6 separate regions of the Mus musculus genome follow, and regions 2, 3, 4, 5 and 6 are each linked to region 1. Evidence: chromatin loops called from intact Hi-C (ENCODE). Cell type or tissue: heart. All regions are shown on one strand. Each heading gives the region's core, and the rest is flanking DNA. Links, peaks and the distances in the headings are about the cores only. Region 1 holds the start of Nhlrc3 (NHL repeat containing 3). Region 2 holds the start of Ufm1 (ubiquitin-fold modifier 1). Region 3 has its middle 6.1 kb from the start of Foxo1. Region 4 has its middle 2.7 kb from the start of Rab33b. Region 5 holds the start of Cog6 (component of oligomeric golgi complex 6). Region 6 holds the start of Foxo1 (forkhead box O1).

Region 1 (4,905 bases), core at 358-4,357:
CAAATCCTGACTTGAGCTGATGATACCAATCCTATCTCAAATCTTCCCCTAACGCTGGAGAGGTCCAGCTGCGGCCCCACACAGGACATGGAACACATTTAAAAAAAACAAAAACAAAAACCACCACCACCACCAAAACCCCAGACTCCTGGGGGAGTATTAGATACCTAATGAGGGCTTGGCTTGGGGTTGTACACTGGGAGTCCACCACCTAACTCCAATTAAGAAGCTGGAGTCAAACAGAAAGTGCTTACTAATTAACAGCTCTTATTACTCCCATTTTGAGAAAACAAAACAATGCCTTTCCTATTTTTCCCCCAAGTGTCTTCTCACATGCTTCTACTTTGAGAAGTGAGAGCCAGTATTACCTGTGGGTGTACAGTAACAACAGAAGAGGAGGCCCATTGGCATGGACATTTACAAAATCTAAAGCAATTTCTAAAAATTATAGCACCACCCCTACTTAAAAACGCCCATATCTATTTTACTGCATTTTAGTAGACTAAGACACTGTCGCTGTCTTCTCCATCTGGCAAAGCCAACTGGCGACACATTTTGATTGCAGACTAGAACTGTGGCCTTGAAGGCTACCCCGTCTGAACAGACTTTTATCTCTGGAGCCTTTCCGATTCCCTCGTTGATATTTATTACCAGACATTTTTACAAGGCTGAGAAGGGAGAAGATAGACATATGCATGTCTGCATTCATGTCTACCTTAACTTAAAATTTATTTTCTCAGAATGGTTAAAAAACAGCTCAGAAACCAACTGTGGCAAATTCTAAGTACATGATAAAAAGACATTTTGTTTCAAATTTTAATTAGATGAGACTCAGCAAGTGCAGAAGTTTATTTGAAAAGAAAAAAATTCAGCACCACCAAATATGAAAGATTAAATATATGTTATCTGAAAAGGGGGGAAGGGAGGAAAAGGGGTCTTACAAAGAGCAAAACAAAACTCTAGATCCGCTGGTCGTGGTGGCGCCCGCCTTTATTCCCAGCACTCGGGAGGCAGAGGCAGGCGGATTTCTGAGTCCGAGGCCAACCTGGTCTACAAAGTGAGCTCCAGGACAGCCAGGGCTATACAGAGAAACCCTGTCTCAAAAAACAAACAAACAAACAAAAAAACAAAAACAAAAACCTCTAGATCTGGCGCCAATTTTTGCAGTGCCAGTCAGGGGCACCGTTTGAGATGCCGAACAGATGCAAGCTGTGAGATGCTGTGAGGTCACAGCACTGCCCTTTCTGTCAAACAGGCAACCTGCTATTTTTTATGTAAGAGATACTTTTAGCCTCAACCTTACATTCCAAATTTTTTTTTTTTTTTTTTTTTTTTTTTTTGCTGCCTGGTTCCTTCCAGGAAATAGGAAATATAAACAGTGTCAAAAAGATGGAAGGAGAGCAAAGGCAGGGGAAGAGATCTGGAAAAGAACTTTCTCGGCATCCCTTCCAGTGCCTAGTCACTCCTGTTACCGAACCATGTTAACATTGAATAAATGTCAGTCAACCAAAAGCTCAGTTATTACGGATTTACAGTTGGCTCCGGGGCTGTAGGTAGTACAAACGTAATTCCCGTACCACAATGACTTCCCAAGTTTAGCAGTGAGGTGGTTTATCTTCTATTTAAGCGGTGCAACGGACCAAGATGCAAGTTCTTACGTTACACAGGAAAGTTCAAGTTCCTCTGCTGACTACACACAACACCTCAAAGAAAGTAACTCACGACCATTATTATCTCAGACGAATTTCAGGGAACAAGGTCAATTACCTTTCGAATTTCATCCAGCACCGTCTCAAAGGACTTTTTGTCCATCTTGAGTACTATTCCGTCGTGACGTCTCACAGTTCTTGCAATTACAAAACGCTCATCCCAGGTTCGTCTCGTGGATAATACACCAGGAGGAGAAAGGAGGCGAGGAGGTAGAGTATTGCAAACTGCACCAAAACAAAACAAAAAATCCCAGAACGAAAACTTGGAAAAAGTTGGGTTTTTTTTTGTTGTTGTTTGTTTGTTTTTTTAAATAAAAATCAGACTTCAGTAGCTTCTTCACACAAAGCTTCAGCTGCTCAGAGCAGAGCGGGCTTGTGCGTTTGCAGAAATCAGGGCTCCGGAGGGTGCCGACAGCCGGGTGCTCCGGGGAAGGCCGCCGAGCCACGCTCCGCTCACCGCCGTGATCCGGGACACGTGGCCCCGCGGGCGCTCAGACCCGCCGATCCGCCCGATCCCGGGGTCCCGCAGCTCCGGCAACCGGCGGCCCCCGCAGGTCCTTTGTTACGGGCTTTCGTAGCTTCCGGGAGCGGGCGGGCGGCCGGGGCGCACTAGGAGCCGGACGAAGGGGGCCAGAGCCTTGCGAAGGGAGGCTCTCGAGCACCTCAGCGCTCATACGGCCAGGCGCCCAGCGGGTGCTCCCCTAAATGCCCCACCAGCTCCAGGGGACCTTTGATAGAGCGTGTCGCGCCCACAAGACGCAATGGTGCACCGCCACCTTAAGTCGCTTTTGCACAAATGATTAGTTTGGGGCGTCGGGGGGGGGGGGCGGGGTCCTAGTGTGGGAATATAGGCGTCCACGGCAGAAGCCTGAATGCTTGTGGAGCAGACGTGACTAAAGTCCTTTTCGGAGCGTGGTAGTCATTGTTTTAGTGTCACGATCCCCTAACTCTTCAGTTTCTCGGTGCTCTGTTTTGCTTCTTGAAAGTGAGTTTAAAGGAGCGAAGAGTAAGTAGGTCAGGAAGATCTGCGGACGCCGCCATCCTAGTGGCCAGGAGCACCTCGGCGTGGGGACCAGGGTCACTCGCTGGGCGCCTGACTCGGGGCGGAGCAAGGAGCAGGACACCCGGAATTAGTCTTCGGCGGTTCTCCGGTCGAGTTTCCCGGTGCTTTAGTCTGCCTCTGCCCTAGAGCCGGCTTCAGGCCTCGCTGACTTTCGCCTCCCAGACCCTCGCGATGGCGAGAGCCTGGGTCTGCCTGGCGGGCGCCGCCTTCTTCCTTTCCTGTCTGGTTTTGCATTCGCGCTTCTGTGGCTCGCTGGTAAATAGCAGGCAGAAGGCTGTGGGTGTGGGTGCCACCGAGGGGTACAGCCCCTGGGGTCCCAAACCTGCTCCCCTGGGGCTCAGCAGCTGACGACTCGTCCTCTCATTTAGTGTAAAAAGAATGCACGTGGGGCTGGGGAGGTGGCGCGGAGGTTGGGAGCTCGAGCAGCTTTTTCAGAGGACTCAGGTTCGATTCCCAGCACCAACTTGAAGGCTCACTCTCTCACTGTAACTCCAGTTCCAGGGAGCCTGATGCCCTCTTCTGGCCTTTGTGGGCACATGGTGCACATAAACTCACCCGAGCTCATGCACACAAGTCTAAATAAAAATAAGTAAACATCACACACACACACACACACACACACACACACACACACACACACTGGATTTTCCCCAGCTCTTACTACACTCTTAAGTCACACACACACACACACACACACACACACACACACTGGATTTTCCCCAGCTCTTACTACACTCTTAAGTCATCATTAGACTTTTCTTATGGTTGTTTTGATCTTTAGATATACAATCTTATTTCCGGCTACCTTCTGGTTGTCGAACTGAATCTGAGTATTTTGATTTTATTTGAGGTTTCAAGGACATTTTCTTTTCACGTTTCCTGGAGAATGGAGGACCCTCTTTTCCGGCTGGATTTGGGTTGGCCCAAGAATTCGGAATACTTCACTGGTGCAACATTTTGTGTTGCAGTTGATTCCCTCAACGGGTTAGTTTACGTAGCCCAAGTAAGTAGAATGCATTTTTTTTTTTTTTTAATATGTGAGCCTGTGAGGTCAAGAGAGACCAGAGTGTTAATGCGGTTATCAACTACCAGTGGTTTCCAGGATTGAACTCTGAGTGTCAGTCTTGCTTAGCAAACACTTTCATCTGCTCAGCCATCTCTTCAACTAGAGATTTTTTTTTAATTTTAATTATATACATTCAGTTTGATCACAACAGACAGGAATAATAAAAGAACAGTCAATCTGAGCATGACAAAAAGGAAAAAAAGAAGATGAACAGAAAGGAAAGAAGTGTTTCCCACCTAGATAGCCTGCTGCATTTATAGTATGCTAACTATGCAATTTAATTTTGAGTTGGCTTCAAGTGCACATTTTAGATTTGTATGCATTAGAAATTATTAAGTTTTGAAGTTAGTGCTTTTTTTTTACACACTTCTAAATTTCTTATTATACTTTCATTTTGATTTCTCTGACAAAAGTAAAGATTAGCGTTCCTATTGAGTGATTCTAAGCAGTTGTTTTTGTGTGCCTTCAGAGAGGGGATAACATCCCCAAGGTATTAGTGTTCTCAGAGGATGGCTATTTCCTACGAGCCTGGAATTATACAGTTGACACACCCCATGGTATGTTTGTCTCCGGCACACCATTTGAACAGTCCGTCTGGATCACGGACGTAGGAAGCGGTATGTGTAGTACTATCTATTAAATTGCCTTCCTAGATAGAGTCACATCTTTGCCCATGTTCTTGCTTATACACTTTAAGGCTAGCATTGCTGAATCTAATCATAATTTCCTTAATATTTCATAAAATCATGTCTTTCTACAAATTTGCACCACACTACTGTATAATCAAGAAATTCAATAACACTATAATCCCGATCTTTTAAACTTGTCAAGGGAACTTTATTTGGGTGGGGGTGGGATGGGGGGCAGACTGTCATTCTTCAGGGCTATCTATCTTGTCTTTTGAACCAAAGTCTCTCTCTCGCTGGCCTGGAACTAATGAGCAGGGGAGGTGAACTGGCCAGTGAGTCCTCGGCATCTTCCTTTCTCCACTCGCCCAATGCTGGTGTTACAGTGCACACACTCATACACAGCACGGTTTTATTTCTTTGTTTTTGTTTTTCCTGGTA
Region 2 (4,905 bases), core at 418-4,417, 400 kb before region 1:
CATGTGGTGGCAGTGGAGGAATTAAAATGGAAAAGAGTATTCTAAACAGCCACAAATAGGTGCTTCCCACTATCTTTTGATAATTGAGTGGAAATGAAGACATGACCACACCTAGGTATTGTTGAAGACAAGGAGTTTATTGTAGATATAAGGGAGAGTTCAGCTAGAGGCATCTGGATGTGTCTAGACTGAGCCTGGTCATGAAAGAGGTGGGGAGAGTCAAGAGAGGAAGAAGAAAAGAGAAGAGGAAAGAGGGCAAGTAGACCAAGCGAGAAACTGAGGCCCAGACTATAGACTATCAAACATGGGGTATAGCACAAGAAACAACTGACACATACATAACTTAGGGGACTTAAATCAGCAGCTTGGTTTGGTTAGGGGAGAGGTGGAGCCACTTGGAAGGAAGCTCATATATGCCCCTCCCAAAATCTGTTCTAAAGTTGCCTGTAACATTCCAGTCTCAGGTGTGTCTTAGGAGCCTTCGATTTTATTTTGATGCAGTACGGTATTTCTGGAGTAGCCTTAGCATCTGACTATTGAAGTTGCATACCATTTGGGGTTGAATCTTGTAGTCACTGTGTTGTGTACATATAACAGAAACTCTGAACAAAGTAAGTTTGTTGACTATTCATGCCCACTTGAGTGGCAGGAGGGCTGTCCCTGCCATGCTCACAGACTTCTTCTTAAGCCCTTTCCCCAGAGATGGGGCAGGCCTGGCACCTACACTTCCCTACTGGGCTTAGCTGCCAATCCCAACGCTGAGGAAGAATAGCTAGGAGCCCTACTACAAGGGAAAACAAACAAACAAACAAACAAAAACCCTCCACCAATTCCTGAGCTCGCCCAAAGATCAGACCATGTATTTCCTCCAATCCCAGGCCACCCCGGAAATCTCTGTCCCCATCTCACCCCTCAGGAAACGCTATACCAACCCCATGTTTTGCCGGGTTTTCTGCTGCTTGTCTGTTTCTCATCCTAGCAGAGGCAGCCACCCTCCTGGGTTCTCCCCTCCCAATGAATCTCCCGGGTGAAGTGTGTTGTGTAGTGTGACTTTGTGGTATTCCTTGGCTCTGGACTGCCAGGACGACTTTCCATCCAAGACTTATGGTGTCCTTTTCAGCGTTGTGTCACATAGTTCCATACTTGAGCAGATACAAATTTTATTTAAAATATATGTGTATTCTTAGAAACAAACCAAAATTTGTATTCTAACTTTGTGTTATTTCAATAGATGGCACGGGTAGACAGGTAATTTTGTCTTCAGAGACAAGACTTTAGTCATACACATTAACTATGTAGTTTTAGCTGTTAGAAGATACAGGCCTTGATATCCATATCTACAAGTCAGTATATGTCTCTTGGATTCACTACATGGCATACAGCAGGAGAATATTGGAGTGCTACTTACAGTCAGCACCAGAATTCTCACCTTTGGGAGAAAACATTATAGACCATTATAGAAAACATTACAGGAAAGATGAGATGTAGTTCCAATGTTCTTAAGGGAGCTTCTAATCTATCAGGATTTCTCATGAAGAATCCACCTGTCATTCTAAAGTTTGACTGGGTCTCCTCTTGGTTCAGTGCCTATTTCTGGCTTCATCAACTTACTGCAGTATATATTTTTTAAAGGTATAGTTATTGTGAGATGGAATGCTTATCTTGGCGTTTACATTGTGATAAAGATGAAAGACAGCTTTCCCCTCTCACGATAGAAATCCAACCGACTGACAGATGCTAAAGGACTTATGCCTGATTGCTTGGGATCACAGCCTTTGGTTATGTCTGGTGTACACAGTGAGCTCAGCCTTTAGTTTAGTGCCTGCTGTACACAAGGTTCATTGGTCAGCTGAACAAATGTACCTGATTGGCAACCTTGCATTAGAGTTAAAGTCTATTTGGACACATCAAGAACAACGGGATATAGTAATGATTTTTTTTTCCCTCCAAAACCTGCTAGTGCTAGGATACAATTTTTTCTTCTGGGCCCTAACAGGAATCTCAGCATAATTCTATCGTGATAACTTTCTTTTGAAATTATTAAAAAGTCTGTAGTGAAGTGTGAAGTATGTGAAGAAAACTATAAGGTTAATACGGATGGAAATCGTATTATCAGAAATGCTAGAAAGATCAAAGAACGTTGTTAGTTAAAGCAACTGAGTCCAGCTTCTCTAGTATCTATCTGTGCCGGCTGCTAGGTTGCTTAGCAACTCCGCAACGCTTCCTCATCCGCCCGGACCTTGAGTCCCGGCCCCAGTTCCGCCGCCACGTCCGGCTTCGACTCAGTCCCTACTTCCGCCGTAACCAGCCAGTGGGGACCTAGCGGCCGCTCTGTTTGACATCCCTTATATTGCCTGACTAAAAATGTGTCAGTGAACTACCAAAAGTAGAAACATATCCTCTCTCTACCATTTACACTTCAACTTGATACAGACACACTCAGAATGAAATGTCTAACTGTGGGCTATCGGCCTTCTGTAGCCTGTGAGCTCCGACACAATTTTCAGGCGCTGTGTGGATAGCCGCGCTGGAGGGCGACGTGGGCCGCGAAGGCCCCCGCTGCCGGCCATCAAGGAAGCGCGGCGGGCGGCTGGGCGCGGTGTGTGTCAGGCGGTTCCACCATGTAAGTATCCGTCCCTGTGTCCCGGCCTTAACCCCGTGGCCGGTCCCGACCGTAACGCCTTCTCGTTCTCTCCGGCAGGTCGAAGGTGTCCTTTAAAATCACGTTGACGTCGGACCCGCGGCTGCCGTACAAAGTGTGAGTGACAGGCAGGGCTGGAGCTGGCCGGGCCTGGCGGGACAGAGGGGGACAGGAGGAAGGGTGCGGCATTTCTGCTGAAAGCCAGTGGCCCCTCGCAACGCTCTGGGTGGGCAGGTGCAACGGGAAGAAGGTTGGACGAGGATGGAACCCGTTTACTTGATTTAAAGGTCTTTACCTGGACCAGCTGTTACCGGAAGTTAGGGAGGACTTCCCAAGTCTGGACTTTTGACAGGTCCGACCCGAACACTCTTAACTTCAGTTTTTTTGCTTTGTTGTGTATAAACACAACGACTGGGTGCCTAGGTGCTGAACTCCCAGTCACACACACTTGGATCTTTATAAAAAGTGCTTAGCGGGATTGGGAAATGGGGGTGTAGGACCTTGTGTCCTTGTTGGGCCCTTCCTTGTGCTTCAGCAGTTCAGTTGATGGCTAACACAGGTTACCCAGCTCCATCTTAGTATGATTTTTAAGTTGACCCCTTTTGAGTTCCTGCAGCTGGAAGACCTATGCTAACCTGCGACAGACCAGGGTTTCCATAGATTTCATTCATGACGGGTTTGGTGGCACCAAGGCCCAGCTAACTGAGCTGAGAGCAGCTGTCATCGTTTTCTGAAGTTTCCCACCCGTGATCCATTCAGCCTCGTGGCCTGTGGTTCCCTTATCTTTCCATGTCTAAAATGGTCTACGTATCCCTCGTCTCTCCCGTAAGGGCTCATTCTAAACGGTTGTCTTCAGATGGCTGTATTCTCTTCCTCTGGATGATGTACCGCAGTGTGCCTTCAACAATAAAAGTTAAAAGTTTTCTGTCACTTTTGCCTCCCTAGTGCCATACCCACTCATTTCGTGTGCAGACGAAAGTCTGTAGTCTAGGTTTTTTTTGTTGTTTTTTGTTTTTTTTTTTTAAAGATCGTTTCTTTGCTAACTCCCAGGAATCTGATAGCCACCTCTCTGATAGCTTGGAATATTTTGCTTGGTGAAAAACCAAATTTATGTTCTCTGCACTTAACTCTGTTCCTGAAGAAATTACAATAGTGCTGATGAGTTTTATGTGAAACCCTCATAACTGGCACTCGACTGTGCTCCCCTAAATTTTCTCATTTTCCTATCCACAGAAAGTATTTTTGTCTTATTTCAAAATTTCCACAGCTCCTTTTCCCACCATTCAAAAGAAATCAGAGGGGACGCCTCTCACTTTTATGGAATGCCCGTAAACATCTCCCATGCCTTTACAAGAAAGCACATAGCTACTGTTGGGAAAGCCCCTTTCTACAGTCTTCCTGCTTTGTTCTACTGAGGATTAGGTTATTAATTAACATTTGGAAGGAAAAATGCTAGCACAAAAAATTCATCTGCGCTTCTGAGAAGAGAAATCCAGGCTTAGCCCTACAAATGTTATATGACATCGATGTTTTATGTGTTGACAAATAGAAACGTTTTCTCTGCTAGAGAGGTGTCTGGTTTTTGTACTTAATTAACACTGCCTTTAACATTTTTATTTTAAAACGTTAGACGAGAAGCAATAAAATAGACCAAGGCTATAGAAAAGTTGGCCTTGCTGACAGATCTCCTCCTGGGCATACTAGCACACCTATAATCCCAGCATTTGTGAGGCAAAGGCAAGCTAATTCTCTGGGTTGGAGGCTAGCGTCTTAAAGACACAGTGTCTTTAAGAAGAGAGAGAGAGGGTTCATCTAAGTGTCTGTCTGCCCATGGTCTGCACTTTTACCAACCTGGGTGGAGCCATGGCTTGGTGGTTTATTATATGGAAGTCTATAACATTTGTCTTCACAAACTAGAAGAGGATGTCAGATCTCATTACAGATGGTTGTGAGCCACCATGTGGTTGCTGGGATTTGAACTCAAGACCTTTGGAAGAGCAGTCAGTGTTCTTACCCGCTGAGCCATCTCACCAGCCAGGTGAGATGGTTTGTTAAGAGCACAGCTACTTTTGCAGAGGACCCAGGTTCAATTCCTAGCACCCACATTCCTAGCTCACAACTGGCAATGACTCCAGTTCCTAAGGATCTGATGCCCTCTTCTGGCTTCTATCAGCCCCTCTACACATGTGTACACACAGAAGCAGGCACATATACACATAACATACAATAAGCCTAAACACATGGAAACATGAAAAGAAAGAGAA
Region 3 (4,905 bases), core at 459-4,458, 1.2 Mb after region 1:
AATAGAGAGCGAAGTGTCACGAGTCTCAACCTTGCGTTCATTGTGAAACACAATGTGTTTTCACTATCTTATTTCTGTTTCTTGTCATATTAAAGCTCCTCCCAAAGAGCAGGACATGTGTATTAACTAAGAGAACGCTGCCATGCAGAACACAGATGGTCGTGCATTTTTGGCAGAGAGGAAGTTTTAATGAGGCATTTTAGTTGGAAAGCTAGTGTTCGTGAATGCTCAAATTACAAAGTAAGGAATCAATTGCTGTTTTATAATATCAGCTCGTTTTCTTGTTCTTCTAATCTAAGCACCCCATTTCCGTAGTGTTCAATCCAGGCAAGGGGTTCAAATGTGATGGCAAACAAATGGCCAACAGAGTCCAGGATAATAACAAAGAAATGATCGGCTGAAGAAGAGGCTACTAGCATGTCTGTCTGTCTGTATGTCTGTACACACGTATGAGCAAGCATAACAGGAAGTGTGTGGAGGCCAGAGGATAGCTTTCTTGATTCTGCTGCCTCATTCCAGCTTGTGGACCCTGGAGATCACATTCAGTTCCTCAGGGTTGGTGGCAGGAACCTCACCTCACTACAGCTGTGTTGCTACTGGGCCATCTGCTTACATTTTCTAGTAACTAGCCATACTGCTTGCCGTTTGTTGAATTAAATCAATGAATGGATGAATACATAAATAGAGGTAATGGCTGTGTGGTTAAGAGTGCATGTGTTTTTCTATAATGTGCAGACTACCTGTGTCAGAGACGACGTGAAAACAGGAGACAAGAGATTATCAAATTTCAGGGCCCAGAGGAATGGCTCGGAGGTTAAGAGAACTGAGTGATCTGGCATAAGGCCTCGAGGTAGCCCACGACTAGTCTAGTTTCAGGGGATCGGACGTCCCCTTCTGGCCCCTGCAGGTATACTACACATGAACTGCCACAGGCAAACACCCATATACATTTAAATGTTTTTAGAGAGAGGAAGAGATTATTACATATCAGATTTGACTGACTCAGAAGACCCATCCTTATGTAAAGGCCCATGTGCCAGAAAATAAGACAGACAGACACACACACATCTTTCAGGATATCATGTTTCTGTTTTGCAGTAAATACTACCTATAAAAAACATGGCAATGTTCTATTTCCTAAGGTTTAACATGCTCTATTTTTGGTTTTTGAGGCAGGGTTGTGTAACCCAGGCTGGTCTCTAACTGGTCGAGTAGCTGAGGATGGCCTTGAACTCTTGTTCTTCTACCTCCATCTCCTGAGGATGCAGGGGATACAGGATTCACTCTGCACTTAGGTTTAACATTTAAAAATGAAATTTCTAATTAGCAGATGACTGAAAGAGTGTGCCTGGAAAGAAAAAAAAAGGATGCCATATGTACTTTAAATAATCTTATGTTTCAACAACAAACTCAAAATAGGATATTTTAGTTATGTTGCATGTTTGAGCTCTACAAGATTCTAACTTGGAAAAACTTTGCAATACAAAACGAAGCTCCACTAGAGGTTGACTTCCTTAGGGTTTCTATTGCTGGCATGAAGACACCAAGACCAAAAAGCAAGCTGGGGGAGGAGTGGGTTTCTGTGGCTTACACTTCTACATCACTGTTCATCATCAAAAGGAGTCAGGACAGAAACTCACACAGGGCAGGAACCTGGAGGCAGGAACCTGGAGGCAGGAGCTGAGGCTGGGGCCGTGGAGGGGCGCTGATGATTGGCCTGCGTCCTCTGGCTTGCTCAGCCTGCTTTCTCTTAGAGCCCAGGACCACCGCCAAGGGTTGGAACCAGCCACAATGGGCTGGGCCCTGCCGCCTAGATCGCTAATTGAGAAAATGCCCTACAGCTGGATCTCCCGGAGGCTCCTTCCCCTCTGATGACTATAACTTGTGTCAAACTGACATAAAACCAACCAGTACAGATGTCTTCTTTCTGTTTTTCGGATTTGTGCATCACCGGAAACAAGAACATCTATCATATGACGTGGCTGAGGATGTCACTCAAAGGGAGGATGGGATGGCATTACAAATTTATGTTCCTTTTACTGAACAAACACTATACCCCTGCAACAACAACAGCAAAAGCACATGATAATTGGCGCCTGGCAACTCCAGTTCCAGGGGATCCGCTGCCACCTTCTGGTCATTGAGAGCACTGCATGCATATGGTTCTCACATGCATGCAAGCAAAAATAAATTTTTTTTTTTAAAAGAAAACTAGTTCAGTTTAGGTTAATAAAAGATGCCTAGACACAATGTAACCAGCAACGATCATGATTATTTTGGGTTTGTATACAGAAATGAAGTAGAGCCTATCCAGTCATTAGTGCTTGGCTGTTGAGACAGCTTCAGTAGTCAGCTCTTCCAGGCTGGCTGGCTTCATGTCCTTCCTGGCCTTTCCTTTTTCTTTCTCTTTCTCTCTTTCTCTCTTTCTCTCTTTCTCTCTTTCTCTCTTTCTCTCTTTCTTTCTTTCTTTCTTTCTTACTTTCTTTCTTTCTCCCTTTCTTTCTTTCTTTCTTTCTTTCTTTCTTTCTTTTCTTCCTTCCTTCCTTTCTCCTCCTCCTCCTCCTCCTCCTCCTCCTCCTCCTCCTCCTCCTTCTTTTTTAAATCCTGAATCACATTAAGTTCCATAACCATCAGAGAGTGATCATTACTGCATTTTTTTTTTTAATAGAAAAGACATCCTTTCTCCTGAGTTCTAGAGGTTAGAACCCAGGAAAGTTTATCCTATAGGGCCTTGCTCCATCTAATCTAGCCCGGCCAACATGCTGCTGGAGTCAAAGCCAGGGCCACTGTCTTGAGGCACCCGACAAGATTTAAAAGAAAACAAAACAATTCTTGTGGTTCCTCTCTGTTTCAAACATGGCCACAAAGGAAACCAGATTGGGTCCCCCTCTACTGTCCAGTAAGCATAAATATCAGACATATTTTTAAAGTATGCTAAAACAATGCAATACCGTGCCTTGGCAATGGAGTGGGATTAGAAATGTATGTTCATAGATTTCATTAAGCCACCTTCAGTGAAGATGTGCCTGTCTTCTATCAGTCTCCTGTGAGAGCAGAAACAGCTATAGAATAAGCCAGTTTTATGTATGGTTGTGCTCCCCCAAGTGTATGCTTAGTTGGGACCATAGGAGGTCACCTCTTATCTCCCTTTTTGGCTGCCCCACTGGAGGTACAGGAGGGCTGCCCCCTCCTTGTTCCAGTGATGGTAGGAATGAAAGTGACAAGGACTACTGCCTTGGGTCCTCCTGCCCTAATCAGAGGAGAAATGGGCCTCCAACAGATAAGTTAGCAGACAGACGCAGACATTGGACACCCGCCGTTCTCCCCTGGTTATTATGGCTACACTATACAGCGGGTTAGTCCAGTGGTACGGGCAAACCAAGTTCCTGTGTGAGCGAAATAAGTTTCTGAGTTATGAGTAACGGTGAGACTGAGATTCCAACAGGCAGATAGGAGGTGATAGACATAGCCAAACAGGAGTCCCATTTGTGAGAGACTCTTAGCCCAAGTCTGGTTCAAGCAAGACGGTCCAATTCTGGTTTTGGTGTGGAACACGTTTGTCATGGGAGGGTGACTCCGGGACCTTCCATTCACCTGTATCACACTTGGCGTCCCCAGGAGGACAGGGTGATGTTGTCTCCAGGCATGTGTCAGTCCGCTTTTCTGAAACATTTTGATGAACACTTGGTTCTGGGTTAGAATAAATGGCAGGGCACTGAGGAGGGAAACAGATGGTCTCCGGAACCCTAATATGGACTGCAGTCTGGACCCTTTGGAGAGGCTGGAGATATTTTAAAAGAATTGATTATTAATCTCATCCATGATAGGGTCTCTTAAACAAGGCAACCAGGGGTGGCCTTCCAAACACGATCTCACAGGGGGTGTATCTCAACTAGTATCTCTTTCTAGGAAGGGCCATGGGTGAAGGACTACGCCCATTTCTACTGGGTTTAAGAATTAATTTAGAGAGGATGGGCTTAGTAGTCTAGTTTATGTGTGAACTGTCTGGAACTCTGAGGTTAGGGGGCTCAGTGGAGTTTCTAGGTTACACTTAAGGCCTTGTCTGGATGAAGTGGAGACAAGTTCATTATCTGATCCAGTCGATGGGGCAGCCCATCGATTAGAAAGGAGTTTTAGCCACCGTCAGAGCAGTCTCCCTGCAGATAAAGCAAAGGCTCTCATCTCCTTGAGAAGGTATCCTCAGACACGAACAGAGACTTACTCCCAGGGCAGACTAGGCCAGCCTTGAACTCAGATATCTGACTGCACCTGCTTCCTGAGTGCTGGGATTAACATGCCTGGCTAACAGTTTTGTTTTAGTTTTAGTGTAAAAGTAATTCTGGCTTTTCTATGCCCACTCTAACTTCCAAATAAAGGCACAGAGACCTTATATTTATGAAAAGTCTTCTTGCACTGTATCTGGGCAAGGCTTGCATCTATTCCAACCCAACTATGCTGCCTGCTACCTGGCCATGTGCCCCGTCGTCACCTGACATCTTAGTCTTGGTCCTGGCTGCTCCGGCTCTATCCATCCTCCCAAGGGAACCATCTCTGGGGAATCCTGGCAAATCTGGTCAGCATCTGAATACACAGTGCACAAAAACCACCTCCCAACATCTCAGTGTTTGTTTCTGTAGCTAATAGGCTTCTCTTCTGATAAATCATGGCGGACATGGCATTTGGTAAGGCCAAAACTGAGGCTCTGGTCCGAGTCTACTTTAGTTTCTGGAAAGGTTGTTCCTCTGCTTCTGTCTTTTAAAAGGCGAGTCTCCTGCCTTTCCATGACAGAATAATGGGCTGGGGCAGTTACAGCAAACCCAGCAATCCACAGCTTGTAATGTTCCACATCCCCAGAAATTCTCCTACCGGCTTCTTGGTTTGGGGGATAGGGGTCCTGAGGATGGC
Region 4 (4,905 bases), core at 317-4,316, 2.0 Mb after region 1:
GTGTACACTACCACGACCCGCTCAGTTTGTTTTGTAAAAGAGACAAATTGTTTTCGGCTGGTTTGAGCAACACAAGTCTTAAATCTCTGTGATTCTCTTCAACTCCATAGAGTTCCAGGACAGCCAGGTCTCCTTGAGGCAGGATCTCTCAGTCAAACCCAGAGCTCATTCCATAGAGCTAGTCTTGGTAGCTAACTTGCTCTGGGGATTCTGTCTCCATCTTCCAAGGTAGGAATTACAGGAGGTCTTCCATGCCTGCTCAGCATTGCCTTGGGTTCTGGGGATCCAAATTTAGAACCATCTCCTTATTCCCTTCTTTCCTATCCAGCCCCCCCCCCCCAGGATTTTCATATTGTAGCTAAAGCTGGCCTAGAACCTCACTGTGTATCCAGGCTGGCTCTGATTTTTGTGGGAATCCTGTCTTAGTCTCCTGAATACTAGGGTTACAGGTGTGAGACTATGCCTGGCTGAATGTTACCATTGGTTTAAAATTAAAAATAAGTACCACTTAAGCTGAATGTAATACCACATGCCTATAATCCCAGTACTGAGAAGGCTGGAACAGTATGTTAGTGGTTACATGGAGACGTTTTGGAGTCAACTCTGAAGGATCTGACATGTTAACTTTGTAAGTCAACAAGTTCCAGTGCCAGTTGATGAACTGTCAATGAAACTCCTAGGTGAGAAAGAAAAGGCACCTTCTCAGAGAGGCAGAGTATACCCCATTCCCCAAGTGATGCCATGAGGCCAAGGTGATGTCTGTCCGATGTAAGTGGTAGCATTACAGGAAATGCTCTGCAGGAAACGGGTATTTCATAAATGGTCTCTGAATCTGTCCAGCTTCATCCAGAAGAGTGATGGTGCCTTTTCTCATCCTGGAGACCAAACAAGACTCCCCCTAGAACAAGAAGAAAAAAATATTTTTTATCACGCAAAAAACGATTGCTATACAAATATCCCTAGAAAAGAGCCCAGGAAGAAAGCTGTTGATCACTTTGCCTGAATTTACAGACATGAGACAAATGAGAATTAACCTCCATTAAATGGTTAATAGTTCATGAGATAATTTCACCATCTGTGTGCAGTGTTGGCAGCATTTTTCCTAGGAGGACTGAGATTTCCCGCATTCTTTGAATGCTTAGTAATTGGGCTTACATCCTGGGCATTTTAAACATTTCATTTTGAGACTTGGGTCCTATTGAAGTTCCATTGAAAATGTAGAACTGCATGATATAATAGTACATGCTGAGGCAGGAGGATAATCATGATTCAAGTTCAGCCTGGCTGCTGCCATGATGATCATGGACTAACCCTCTGAAAATGTAAGCAAGCCCCCAATTAAATGCTTTATTTTCTAAGTTGTCTTGGTCATGGTGTTTCGCTATAGCAATAGAAGAATAACTAAGACAGAGGCCTTCTTTCTCTCCCACTAAGGAAAAATGCTTATATTTAACACAATGAACATTCTTTCACTTGAGTGGAAATGAGTGGACATGGATGCTTGAATAGACTCTCTAAATCTCGTCAGTGCATAGCACTTCTGTAAAGCAACTCTGTGTGCTCTCAGGAAACACCTGGCCCTTGGGCTTTTTCTGCCTCCATGGGAGACCCGAGGCATGAAGAAGTGATACAAGGAACTGTACTGTTTATAAACATTTTGGTGTTGCACTGTGGGACATTGTGGTTGGGCCCTGGTTACTCCTTCCAGAAATAAGACTCAGACTCAAAATATATCTGCAAATATCTTGGCCATATAGCTAGGTTCTTCTCTGATTAGATATAAATTAAAATATCCCGTTTATTCTAGCCTACATTCTGCCATGTGGCTGGTTACCTGTGCTCAGGTACCATGAGTTCATCCCGTCGTATCTTTCTGGCAAATCTTCCCACCTCCTTCTCTCCCAGAATTCTTTCTCCCAACTCTTAGTTCCTGCCTAAGCTGATAGTTTGTCAGCCAGGAAAGGTGGCACATAGCCATGATCCCGGGTCCGCAGAAGGATAAGGCAGGAGGATCTCAAGTTCAAAGTCAACCTGCTGAATGTAGCAGGAGCAGAGGCAGGGTGACTGCTGTGAGTTCAAGGCCAGCCTGGTTTATATACTGAGGTCCAGGACAGCCAGGACTACATAAAGATTCTCTCTCAAACAAGCAGTATACCTATTATGTCCTTATAATGCCAAATAAAAAATAAATATGTATATGTTAAAAAAAAAAAAGAAAACTCAGTGGTAAGCCATTTACCTAACAAGGCCCTGCATTGATCCCCAGTACCCTTAAAATCTCAACAATTCTCTTAGGATAACATTTATGAATGACTAAACTTGTTTTTGGTTTTTTTTTTTTCTACAGTAGATATATATAGTGAAAAAGTGATTTCTCCAAAATAGGATGCTGGGTATGGCTGTTAAACTGTTCACTGGTGCCCTCTGGTGGCTACACAGGGAGAATGCACTCTTTTCCATGAGCCATTTTTAGTAACATAAAGAGTAATACTGGAGCTGATGGTAGAGTACATCTTAGCATCTGTGAGGCACATTTGATCTCTAGCACCAGAAGTAGTTATTTTGAAAAGTCACTTAATTACAACTATCATTTTATAGTTGATAAATATAAAAGTCAGAGCTGGGCATGGTGGCACACGCCTTTAAACCGAGCACTAGGGAGGTAGAGGCAGGCGGATTTCTGAGTTTGAGGCCAGCCTGGTCTACAAAGTGAGTTCCAGGACAGCCAGGGCTACACAGAGAAACCCTGTCTCGAAAAACCATACACACACACACACACACACACACACACACACTACACATATACATACATATGTGTACACACACACATATATATATATATATATATATATATATATATATATATATATCTCAAAAATCTTAAGACACTTTTTCTGCTTCAACTGGGACATAGCTCAGTTGGGAGAGTGCCTACTTAGCATACGCAAAGCTCTGGGTTCAACTTGTAGAGCTTCATAAAACTGGGTGTGGTGGTGCACTCTAATCCCAACCCTTGGGAGATGGAGTTGGGACACCAGACTTTCAGGAGCATCCTCTCTGAATTCTACACCATTTCTCCAGCAAACCTCTCTTCATACTTCTTTCCTGCTGCAACTATCTTTCCTCTTTACAACCCCCCTTCTTCATGTATTTCTTCAACTGGGTACAAATCATTCCTTCTGGGCTATTATGTATCAGTTACATTCCACTTTTCCTTTTGGTTTAAATCTATGTACAATTACAGTACGTATATACGTGCTGATGAGTGTGTACCGTGTGTGCACCCAGATTGATGACAGAGATCAATGTCAGGTATCCTCTATCAATCTCAATCCTTTGGGGTGTGGAGAGAACGTTTCTCAGAGATCCTTGTCTGTTCTGGAACTTGCTATGTAGAGCAGGCCTGCTTCTGTCTCCCAAGTGCTGGAACTAAACCCAGGTCCTCTAGAAGAACAGTCAGTGTTCTTAACCACTGAGCCATCTCTCCAGCCCCTATCTTATTTTTTGAATTACATATCTGTGTGCATGTGTGTGAGGAGCCACATCACAACATACACATGGATATCAGTGGAGTTCCACCATATGAGTCCCAGGTCAGCACTCGATGTCTGAGGCCCTCACCTGGAGCTACTTCACCAGCCTGAGTGCTGAAGACAAGGTCTCTGTATCAGGCCATCCGGCCAGCACCCCAGGAATCCTCTCACCTCTATGGCCAGCACCCCAGGAATCCTCTCACCTCTATGGCCAGCATCCCAGGGATCCTCTAATCTCTAACTCCCAAAGGCTGAAATTCTAAGTGAGCCTGAGTTCTATGTAGGTGCAGGGGCATGAACTCAGGTGCTCAGGCTTGCTTGGCAAGACTTTACCAAGATAGCCAATTTCCCCAGCTCCATGGAAGGCAATTCTTAATTAAGTTTTGCTAATTTACTCATTTTAGCTACAGAACTTTACATAGTTCAATTTATCCATTCCTATTTAGACATTCTTGTGTTACTGGATTGGGGGTGGGGGTGGGATTTGGTTTTGTTTTGTTTGTGTAGCCCTGGTTGTTCATTCTGTAGATCAGGCTGGCCTTGAACTCAAAGATTGTTGGAATTAAAAGCATTCAATATAACCGCCCAGCAACACTCTTGTATTTTATACAAATATAATTTGTAAAAGTTAAAATTTGTAGGGTATCAAGGAAAGAATTATAAACTGCTTCCTTAAATATTGGCCTAGTGAGCCATAGCAGGCGATAATGACGAGGAATAATGAAAATAGCAATACTGACAAGAATAACCTTGTTTACTCTACATTGGGCTACAGTGGGAAAAAAAAGTTAAAAGTTATATCTAAATGTTTGACCTAGAAATTTTTAGTACAGTGTCTGAGACATGAGTCAGTCTGTAACCTGATTCTAACTTACCTGCAGGCTGCTGCAACAACTCCATTATACTGCTGTGGTATGAAACCTTTAGAGTTTGTGCTGTTACTTGGCAATTGAGTCACAGGATCAAAGAAAATAATCTTACTAATTCTGGACCTTCTGTGAAGGCAGATCGAAAATGGAGACCTCCAGGTGTACCATGGTGAGGAATAATATAAACTCTAGAGAGGCAAGAAATAGTTTCAATCCTGCTTCTTTTTTAATAAACACTAACCAGCAGAAAACATCCCAGATACAACTGAGGCTGAGTGACAAAATTATCTACCTTTTAATAACTATAAATACCAGCTAGATTTTGGAGTCTTACCCAGAATGTTTGGTCAACACCCTCAGCAGGTAAATTTACTTGACGACTTTGGAACCTGTCAATCCTTTTACCAACGTTGGCTCTACTGCCAAAGTTCCTGGCACAATTCTCATAATAGGGATTCATTTATTTACAAGTAAATGCAATCTCGTAGTGAAAACAGTCAAAT
Region 5 (4,905 bases), core at 906-4,905, 450 kb after region 1:
GCTGCATAGTCTTCTTTAGGGAAGGAGACATATTTTGTTTTTTTAGTTATCCTTTAGGGTGCTAGTTTTCTGCTACTCACCAATTACTGAACACTTTCTACCTCACTATAGTTTCATATACAACTTTCTTCTTACATTAAAAAAAATTCTTGAGGATGGAGAAATGGCTCAGAGGTTAAGAGCATTGGCTTCTCTTCCAGAGGTCCTGAGGTCAATTCCCAGCCACCACATGGTGGCTCACAGCCATCTATAACAAAATCGGGTGCCTTCTTCTTGTGTGCAGGCATAGATGCATGTAGAATACTGTATACTAAATAAATAAATCTTAAAAAAATCTTTACCATGAAAGAAGTATTAGACCTATGGAATTCATTAGTCTTATTATGTATTTCAATTTGAAGAGGGAACTGCCCTATAATGTAGAAGCTACCAACAACCTGCTAGCAACAGCCAAGAAATGGCACCTCATTAGTCTAGGGCCCATGCTGTTCTTAGCTAGAGTTCATATTGATTCATTACCTCATATAGTCAGAATATATAAACTAGAAACAAAGCAAGCTTGTGTGTGTGTGTGTAGAATTGGACTTCCCATCATATTGTTCTTGGTCTGCAAAAATATATCATCCTCGTAACACCAATACTGGACCTTAAACCAGTGGTGACATCTTGGTGTTTGCAATTGACAGAAATGAGGTCTTGCATTGAAAGATATTAGGACATTAAGATAGAGCATCAGCAGGGACTCATTGAACTAGAGGCTGAGAACTCCTCATGATGCTGAGTGACCAAACCAAGAGAGACTCGGGTGGCTGTATGACAGATCCTAAGGAGGAACTGGAGTCACCTGTGGAGTATGGGAGCAAGGATGGGACCTAGAGAATCACCAGACCATTTCCTAGAACTGCCATGCTCTGGGGCAAAATGAAAACCACAGAAACCTCATACAGGCAGAACCACCCAAAGGCTCTGATTCTTTTTGTGTGACTGTGTAAGTCACCTCACCAGATATCAAACCTTGGTCAGCTAACAGTCTGGAAAAGACAGAAATCTTGCATTCCAGCAACAGCTTAGTGACAGTTGTGGGAATAAGACCTATAGTGTTTACCCATTTTATTCTGCTTTCTTTTTTAAAGAACAGCTTCTATAGGATTGGTTATTGATCGTTACTTTACTGCTATTGAGGCAAAAGTTGGTGCACAGCAAAATCTTGACTTGACTGGAGTACAAATACAGAGTGGAGTAAGGCCCCCGCCCATGCAAATACTGAACAAAAATGTCAGAATTTTATTTATTTATTTATTTATTTATTTATTTATTTATTTACATATCATGAGGAACTTAGGAGTTATACATTTTTATTGCTATAGACTTTGCATGGGGGAATTAATCAATTATTTTAAAGAAGTGGTAGCAAGAAAGTTGTTATTTGAAGAGAATATAAAAGGCATATAGAAGTTGATAAGGTTTACAAGGTCTGACATCCTTGGAAGAGTGGTGCTGTGGTCTGAATGCTTGTGTTTCCCTAAAATGCAAACACAGAATTCCTGGTCTCTGCTGTTTGGAGGCTGAACCTTGAGCTATGACTAGATGAAGAGGGCGAGTTAGTTATGATCTTATAAGACAGCTCTCAGAGAGCCAGCTCATCCCTCCAATCTATCAGATGAGGTTAGTAGCACAAACATGTCCATCCATGAACACAGAAAGGGACCCCAGCAGAACCCAGGGCCATTGGTGCCTTGACTCTGGACCTCTCATCCTCCAGAACAATCAGAAATAAATTTCTATTGTTTGTAAGCTACCAAGTATAGAGCATTTTGCTGTAGTAGCTGAAAAGGATTAAAGAAGATTGCAGGAATTAGTATATAGAGATTTGAAATTTTGGGTGCCTGTGCCCAGTAACATGTTATGGCGAGAGAGTTGCTACCACAGAGCAACTGCCAATAAATAAGACTAGCTCGATAATGTGAATCTGAACTTGCAGGTGTAATAAAAAAGATCAGTTAACACTATCACAGTATGGCCATTATTGATAATTGTCACCGTGTTTTGTAAATCAAAAAGTGATATCGCAGGCTGAAGAGATGGCTCTGTGGTTAAGAGCACAGCTGCTCTTGTGTAAGACCTAGGTTCAGTTCTTAGGACCCCGGATTGGAACCATCATAACCCCAGCTCTAGGGGGACATGACGCCCTTTCTGGCCTCCACTGGGACTGCATGTATACAGTGCACATCCATGCATGCATGCATACACACATACACACATGCATACAGGAGAAACACTTTCTTGCCCACTGCTTTCCAGCTACACTGCCTTTGGTCAGTTTGTGAGAATGCAAAGTTCCTTGTTTCTGGGCCTTTACATGTAGGCTTTCTCCTATTTGGAGATTTCTCACAGCTCTAGGTCTCTTTTAAATCTGAAATTAAAGGCCAGGTCCTTCCAAGCCTTCTTGAGTAACCACTTTGGCCTGCATTTCATTTCTTTCCTCTGTCTCTTCATTGCCTTCTGTTTACTGTCTTGTTTATTATTTATGTCAGTGCACACCAGCAGCCCTGGCAAATACTCTAGCTTCGATTGATGCTTTTCAGAATGATGAATTCAGATAAACGAAATTTAATTGCAATCAGTTCTGTTGATCATGCATGCATGCCAGCTACTGGTTTCGGCATATTTTACATATACTTTACATTATTACTTTACATATTTTACATTATTACTTTGGCTTTTTTTTTCAAGATTCAGATTCCTGAAGTCTCTTTTACAACCTCCAACCTCTTTTTTTTGTTGTTGTTGTTGTTGGGTTTTTTTTGTTTGTTTGTTTTTTTTTTTTTTTTTTTTTTAGTTTTTCGAGACAGGGGTTTCTCTGTATAGCCCTGGCTGTCCTGGAACTCACTTTGTAGACAACCTCCAATCTCTTCTGAGCGTGTCCTCGCCTCCCAGGATTTTAAAGTAAACCGGGCAGGTAGAGCGTCTCGGATCGCGGTGCGCATGCGCGGCCAGGTGTGCGCATGCGCGAGTGAGTGCACAAGCGCAGTGCTTCCGTTACGCCGGGTCTGTCAGCGATGGCTGACGCCAGCGGGGAGGTGGCTGCGGTCCCCGCCTCCGGGGCCGCCAATGGCTTCAGTAATGGGGCAGGTGCGACCCCCGCGCAGCCCAACAATCCGCTGTCGCGTAAGCTGCACAAGATCCTGGAGACACGGCTAGAAAATGACAAGGTAACCGGAGGGGGCGGGGCGGACCCCTGGTCTCGGGCAGAAGCTGCTGCTGTCCTAGGCGTAGGGAAGCGCTTTTTGGGGTAGCTGTGCCCTGCCCTTGCGCTCTTGCTGTGTCCTTTACTTGAACTCCTTCCCGCACGCCCTCCCCTTAACCGTCTAGAGCAGTACTTCGCGGCTCTTATCAGAGCTGGCTGTCTCCCCTGCAGCTTTGAGTAGCCAGGTATAGCCGTGCCTACGTGGCACAAAAGAATACAGTAAGGTGGGAGCCGTAAAGACGTGGGTAAAGATAGAAGTAAGTAAAAATAAGCTGTCAACAAGAATTTGACTCCTGTGTGTCAAAAACAGAACATTAACATGCTGAGTTATAAATAAAGCCCTGGGCTAGATAGGGTTGTGACATGCTACCAAAAGCCATACTGAGTAGGACAGCTTGGGATGACAAGCCCAGTGTTAGCATCAAGAAGAAACTACAAAGCGCTTCTCAAAGCGGACCTTAGGTCCACAAAACAGCGAGAAAAAACAAAACAAAACAAAAACGTCATGGTCGCTGATTTGAGAAATTTGCTGCGGGTCTGATGAATAAAACTTTCTGAATCCCTGTGAACCACAGTACTTCAAACCCTGCTGCAAGGACTGGTCAACATAGTAGACCCGTTTCTCCAGCACTCCCAACTGCCAGGCACACAAGCCACTCTTTGCAATTTGAGTGAATCGAGCTATAAAGTTTTGCCTGCATTTATCTGACTTTGGCTCTCACTTCTTCAAGCATCTTGACAACTTTGTGCAGGAAAAAACACGTTCACAAACAACTGGAAGCTCCCTAAGAGTTCACAGAATCCAGAACTCATTGGCAAAAATGTGTCCATTGTAAAGGTTTCTGTTTTAATTAATAAAGGTGTTTGAGCTATTGATTTATAATTGGCATACTAAAATCAGTTTCTTTTGCACCAAACCAGTATAAATGTACATATTTTTATCTCATGATACTTGGTGCTATAACTTTCTACACTTTGACAATTCACTTACAGTCTCTCAGAACATATACTACATAAAGAATTGCCTTCTCAGAAATGGAGGAGGAATGGAGGGAGGGGAGAGGGGCTGTGAGGAGAGTAGGGGAGGGGAAACTGGTCAGGATGTAAAATAAAGTTAAATGAAAAACGGGAATTACCTTCTTGTAAAAATTAACAAATATATTAAAGTTCAAAGCAATTCTGTTGTGTACTACCTTTACATATATAACTATATGTAAGTAGACTGTGAATTGTGTCCTGGAAGTAAGTTTACTGCTTATTAATTAAGTCAGATATTACTTTTTGAGTCATTTAGTGGAAATAAGTCAATTGAAAATAATTTTATTGAGTTTTGGCTGGATATCAGGAAACCACTGAAAAGTCAGCCCCAATGATGTCCCTCTGTTGTCACTTCGGCAGGAGATGTTGGAAGCTCTCAAGGCCCTTTCAGCCTTTTTTGTTGAAAATAGTTTGCGGACTCGAAGAAATTTACGTGGTGATATTGAACGCAGAAGCTTAGCCATCAATGAGGAGTTTGTAAACATCTTCAAAGACGTGAAGGAGGTATGTAACTTCTTTTAGTGTTTATGGAGAGCTATATGTTTGGTGTTTTGATACTTTTTTTAATTAAATTGCAATGTATCTGATAATGTACTGGTCAACTAGAAGCCAACTTAAAA
Region 6 (4,905 bases), core at 571-4,570, 1.2 Mb after region 1:
TCAAACCGAGTCTGACCAAATCTGTCACAGTAAGAGACCCAGAAACTAAGAATGAGACCCGCTAGACCCCCAACACATATGCATGCATACCAGTTGACAAATGTGTGCTCGCACTATCAATTTAAGATAAATGTTACTTAGATACCATGTCCAAAAACAAGAAAAAGACAACACTTCTTTAAACATTGAAAGGTTTTGTTTTTTTCTTTCATTTTCTTGTCTTTTGTTTGCTCTTGTTTTTGTCTCAAGAGCTCATGTAGCCCGAAGTAGCCCAGGACAGACATCTTTGGGATGCCGTTTAACTTACAATCCTCCAGCCTCCAATTCCAACGTTTTATAATAATTCTCCATAATGTTTAACCTGTGTATACAAGTATACAAGTATACAAGTCATTTCCCTGTATATCTATCTATGCTACAACTGATGGCATGGACCACAACGCCCTGTTGATTATACAGTGTCAGGGAGTGAACCCTGCATGTTAGGAAACCATCCTACCATTGAACTACATCCCACTTTCTAAAAATAAATTTTGGACACTAACAGCTTCCCAGTTACTATGTCCTTCAAATTCTCAGGCAAGCCCTTAAGAAGACCACCATGAAGCACAGTTAATTAATAATTCTCAATAGCTGATTACAGGAAATAAAGCCTACCCCAAAGCTGTCACTCCTTAATACTCAAACAGTCAAGCTCTGGTTGCTTTGCACTGTAGGATTTCAAGTGTAAGTCATGATACAGTTTCTTCCTTTATGAATTCTCAGACCTGAGAGTGAAACTTAGCTTTAACAAGTCTCAGAACTCATTCTTATGAAACGTTAACCAGAAGCCTAGTTATGAGTTACAACCGTTCAGGTTTCTTCTTAAAATACCCCTTTACTCAAACTGAAAACACACTTGCCGTGGTTCAGCTTACGCCGACAGACTTTACTGTCAAGCATCTATCTACTCCTCTGAAAACACAGTGACCTGCTCCCTAGTCCAAAGCTCACTTGCTGTTCAGGCAATGGCTGGCTGGGTCTTCACTTCTCCAAAGCCTGAGCTTCTAGGTTCTTGGTGCCAAGGAGAAAAACAATTTAATACATAAATCATTAAACTCACATTATTAAGAAATCAGAAGAATGGAGTAAAATAACTAAAAAGATATTGTGACATAACCTATTTTTCTAAGAACTAATTTTAAAAATCAAGTTATAGTTCTCAAGAGCATCTTCACAATGCCGCCTGAAAGGCAAAACCAAAAACTCCCGCAAACATCACCTTATTCTTAAAGCAAGGCACGGCTATAAACTGAGAACAGGAAAGAATGGGTTAACTACACACTGTGCTTTGGGTGCCCAAAACGTTTAAGAGGTTTTCTGTTTTGTTGTTTTGTTTTCAATAGCAAATGCTTTATGTAACAGTTGAAGCTCCCACGATCAAGTAAAGCACTGGAGTACTTAAAAGTCACTGTTAAGTAAAATTGGATTTTAAAGTCAATCACTATCTTGTGAATTAGAATTTGAAAAATAGGTATTTTGCATTTTGGAACACTTGGTAATATTGCACGTAAGGGTAAGGTCTTGTATGTATCTTTAAAACTCACTGTGGGAAAAATAAAACCACCCCTCTGGCTCTTTCTGCAAGAACTTTCGTCTGAGGTGAGTAAGTTGACCTTTTAGAGACTTTAACCACAGGGATGACAGAGTATGTGAAACCACCTTGCTATTACAATCATGCCGTGAAGGCTAATCTCTGCTCTGCTGCACAGCCAAGGCCAGGAGGGGGAAAAAACTGGATATTCTTAAGACATATGTCCCACCTGTGATTCTGAGAAACTGTCAGCCACAGGTGGCCACACCTCGAGAGGGACTTCTAGGTAAGATTCTCTCCTCCCCAAAGGCCCCAGCCCTTATACCACCCCAACCTCCACTGGTAGGGATGCCACAGTCCACACTGAGTCACCTGTCCTCTCCCTCCCACCGGAAAGGTAAACAAAGGCCTTAAACACCTAATTTATAAGTCTCCAATCCTCCTTCGAGGCAAAAAGGTCTTCCGTAATTCCCCAAGTGAGCACTTAAGACTTCCACCAAATACTCACTTCAGGGCTCCCAGACTTGCCCGGTCGTGGGTAGCTGCATGCTTTACGGTAAATCACTCCCCAACACTCACGCATAATCTGGTCACACACAGCAGCCTCTCGGCTTTCAATTAAATGCATACCTCCCCAAGCCAGCCCAACTGTGGAAGCCTTTCTCTGAGTGCAAAAAGTGTGGCCTCCCAGCCTGGAGGCACTGGCCCTTTAAAGGTTCTAGCTTCCTGTACACCCGGTCCCTCCCTCCTCGCCTGCTCCCGCCCCGGCCAAGGGTCACACTTGAACTTTAGATTGCCCAGAGCCTAAAAGCCTTGGCCACCCACTTGCGCGCGTCCGAAACCGTACCCAGTGAGTGGGAACGCTCGACCACCTGCTCAGTGCCCAGGCCACTTTGGTTAAAACCAAATTTGCCCCGGCCTCCGCAACTTTCTGCAACCGCTGGCCCGCACACGGCTCAGCCAGCTGCGCGTTTGGCTATCCCAAAAGCTGCGGGAGCCCCGCGCCTGCGTGCGCGCGCGTGGGGGTGGGGGATGTCTCCAGTGCGCCCCGCACCTCCGCGGTCGGGTCCCGGGGAAACCTTGGCGGCCGAGGGTCGGGAGAGTGGGTGCGCGTGTGGGTGGAGGAGTCGCCCGACCCCCTCGCAGGAGGTCTGGAGTGTCAAATGGAGAGGGACCTTGGAAGCGAACCCCTCGCTCCAACAACTAAGCTAACTTTCACGCCTGCTCTGCCATTTCACTTAAGTTCCCAAACGAGCCCTGCCCGGGTCTCTCTAGAAGTCCCTCGCCTGCACCTGGTCCAAATTTGGCTCTGGGTCTCCGGGAAGCCCCCGCCACACCTGCCATTTCTCGCCCCGCTCTCTCCGTGCGCCCATCATTTCCGGGCCCCGAACACCCACACTGCCGACCCTCCGCCGGCCCCAACACATCCCCACCCCACCCCCCAGGGCCGCCCAGAGGCCGTTCACCTTCCAGCCCGCCGAGCTGTTGCTGTCGCCCTTATCCTTGAAGTAGGGCACGCTCTTCACCATCCACTCGTAGATCTGCGACAGGGTGAGCCTCTTCTCGGCTGAGCTCTCGATGGCCTTGGTGATGAGGTCGGCGTACGACAGGTTGCCCCACGCGTTGCGGCGCGACGAGCTGGTCTTGCGCGGCTGTCCCGCGAGTGGCCCCGCGGCGGCGGCAGCGGAGGGAGGCACGGGTGGGGGCTGCGACAGCGGCCCGGTCGGTGGGGGCTGTGGCGGCGCTGGGTGCACGCAGCCCGCCTCGGGGCCCTGGAAGTCCCCGCACAGGCCCCTGCTGGCCGCAGCCGCCGCCGCCACGGCCACGCAGCCTGGCGCCCGCGCGAAGTCCTCACTCTCCTCCAGCAGGCTCAGGTTGCTCATAAAGTCGGTGCTGACAGCGGACGCCGAGGCCAGGCTCGCCGCGGCGTCGGGGTTGGCGGCCGCGCCGCCCGACGGCGCCGGACTGGAGGTGGTCGAGTTGGACTGGTTAAACTCCGGCCTGGGCAGCGGCCAGGTACAGGAGCGCTGCCGGGGCAGCGGCTCGAAGTCCGGGTCGGTCTCCACCACCTGGGGCGCTTCGGCCATGGTGCCCCCGCCCCTCCCCCACCAGCAGAGAAGTACCGGGAGACGCGGCCACCGGGGGCGCGGAGCGGGCGACCCGAGTGTCGCTCCGAGATTGGGGGGCCGCGGACGGCGGACGCACGCCGGAGTCAGGCGCGGCGGGGCGCAGCGGACGGACGCGCCCAGAACTTAACTTCGCTGGGTCACCGGTGTCTAAGGAGCCTCCGAGTTCGTGCCTAGGACGGGGCACCGACCAGGCCGCGGAGCCCGGCAGCTCGGGCACCGCGCTCCCGCTGACAAGGGCCGCGGACGCCAAGGCAGACGGGCGGACGCTGCGGGCCGCTCTAGCTCTCCGCGGCCGCGCGACAGCGGCGCTGCTGCCTGTTGAATGTGGCGGCGGCGGGGACTGAAGCGACTCCGCAGACTCCCGTCTTACGGGATCTGCAGCGGGCTCCCCGCCCGCGGCGGCGCGCGCGCCGCCCCGCCCCTGACTGACAGGCTGCGCGGCCAATGGACGCGCGAAGTCTCCGCCGAAGCAGCCAATGAACGCGGGCCTGGGCGGGCGCTGCCTTCCCTCGGGAGGCGGCAGTAGGTTGGTGGGGGGCGGTGGGGTATTTTTCTTTCTCACACACTTTTTTTTTTTTTTCCAATCTCCGTTATTATTTTCTGTAATTCTCAAGTGTTTCTGAGTCTCTGGCGTCTCAGCGATCGGATTGCTAGGAGGCAAACCGGCGTGGAGGCGGCTACCATACTTTTGTTTACTACAGAGTGCAATCGAGTACTCCAGGCAGAGCCCAGACCCTGACTCCCGGGATGGCGCGGGGCCGCTGCGCGCTCCCGGACGCGACGTGGGCGGTGGGGCGCCTCGTGGATTCCACTCAAGCCCGCTCCGCCCACGCGTCTTCGCGCAGCTCTCGGGAAGTCGGTGGGGTTTGTTTTGGAGGAATGTTTTCTTAAGCTGGCATCTGCCCTGGCCGCCCCAGGCGCGCAGATCCTTCGGTGAAGACCCGTCGCTCTGCGGCTCCGGAGTAACCGCTTCCCACCCTACCTGTGCACACCTGCAAGACGAGCCTCTGCGGCTCGGTCCAGCCCCCAGCCTCCACTCATCCTGAACCCCAGAGAGGTGCGGCGCGGGGAGAACACTGTTGCACAAGCACCTAGCTCCAGTAGCGCCTCAGATCCGACGTCTTCTATGGGAACCGCTTTTCTGCCACGGGAATCTCACTTTTTCCTGAGGACCGGTGTGGTGGCTAAAGAGTCAGAGGAGCG

The links. A loop is a pair of places that touch in the nucleus more often than their neighbours do. Peaks named below come from ENCODE experiments on the same cell type or tissue, not always from the same donor. Only the 100,000 strongest peaks of a DNase experiment are listed, where the experiment ranks them.
Region 2: it touches region 1 in a loop (7-fold over the local background); 11 of 42 quality-filtered maps call a loop at or near these places.
Region 3: a loop joins it to region 1, with 2.3 times the contacts of the local background. A loop is called at or near these places in 13 of 42 quality-filtered maps.
Region 4: a loop joins it to region 1, with 6 times the contacts of the local background. A loop is called at or near these places in 5 of 42 quality-filtered maps.
Region 5: a loop joins it to region 1, with 4 times the contacts of the local background. A loop is called at or near these places in 10 of 42 quality-filtered maps.
Region 6: it touches region 1 in a loop (2.9-fold over the local background); 7 of 42 quality-filtered maps call a loop at or near these places.

Annotation. Positions count from the first base shown.
Region 1 is chr3:53,461,182-53,466,086 of GRCm38, reverse strand. Nhlrc3 (NHL repeat containing 3) reads left to right here and starts at 2,829. Exons shown (of 7, transcript NM_172501.2): 1 at 2,829-3,027; 2 at 3,623-3,775; 3 at 4,308-4,455. The coding sequence starts at 2,944. It overlaps Proser1 (proline and serine rich 1), which reads right to left and starts at 2,292. Exons shown (of 13, transcript NM_173382.2): 1 at 1,768-2,292. The coding sequence starts at 1,812. In heart, for the core only: no CTCF peak of the experiment used is centred there; DNase peaks (open chromatin) are centred at 2,396 and 2,806; H3K4me3 peaks cover 3,493 bases; H3K27ac peaks cover 2,032 bases.
Region 2 is chr3:53,861,467-53,866,371 of GRCm38, reverse strand. It overlaps Ufm1 (ubiquitin-fold modifier 1), which reads left to right and starts at 2,565. Exons shown (of 6, transcript NM_026435.5): 1 at 2,565-2,623; 2 at 2,702-2,758. The coding sequence starts at 2,622. In heart, for the core only: no CTCF peak of the experiment used is centred there; DNase peaks (open chromatin) are centred at 2,271 and 2,571; H3K4me3 peaks cover 1,768 bases; H3K27ac peaks cover 1,500 bases.
Region 3 is chr3:52,259,816-52,264,720 of GRCm38, reverse strand. No RefSeq gene overlaps it. Among named protein-coding and RNA genes, the nearest start is that of Foxo1, 6.1 kb to the left of the region's middle. In heart, for the core only: a CTCF peak has its summit at 2,139 (motif pointing left); a DNase peak (open chromatin) is centred at 2,100.
Region 4 is chr3:51,478,781-51,483,685 of GRCm38, reverse strand. No RefSeq gene overlaps it. Among named protein-coding and RNA genes, the nearest start is that of Rab33b, 2.7 kb to the left of the region's middle. In heart, for the core only: a CTCF peak has its summit at 2,427 (motif pointing left); no DNase peak of the experiment used is centred there; H3K4me3 peaks cover 408 bases; H3K27ac peaks cover 363 bases.
Region 5 is chr3:53,015,353-53,020,257 of GRCm38, reverse strand. Cog6 (component of oligomeric golgi complex 6) reads left to right here and starts at 3,035. Exons shown (of 19, transcript NM_026225.3): 1 at 3,035-3,212; 2 at 4,646-4,789. The coding sequence starts at 3,060. In heart, for the core only: no CTCF peak of the experiment used is centred there; a DNase peak (open chromatin) is centred at 3,027; H3K4me3 peaks cover 1,510 bases; H3K27ac peaks cover 1,117 bases.
Region 6 is chr3:52,267,557-52,272,461 of GRCm38, reverse strand. It overlaps Foxo1 (forkhead box O1), which reads right to left and starts at 4,125. Exons shown (of 3, transcript NM_019739.3): 1 at 3,040-4,125. The coding sequence starts at 3,660. In heart, for the core only: a CTCF peak has its summit at 4,002; DNase peaks (open chromatin) are centred at 2,341, 3,001, 3,701 and 4,211; H3K4me3 peaks cover 4,000 bases; H3K27ac peaks cover 2,840 bases.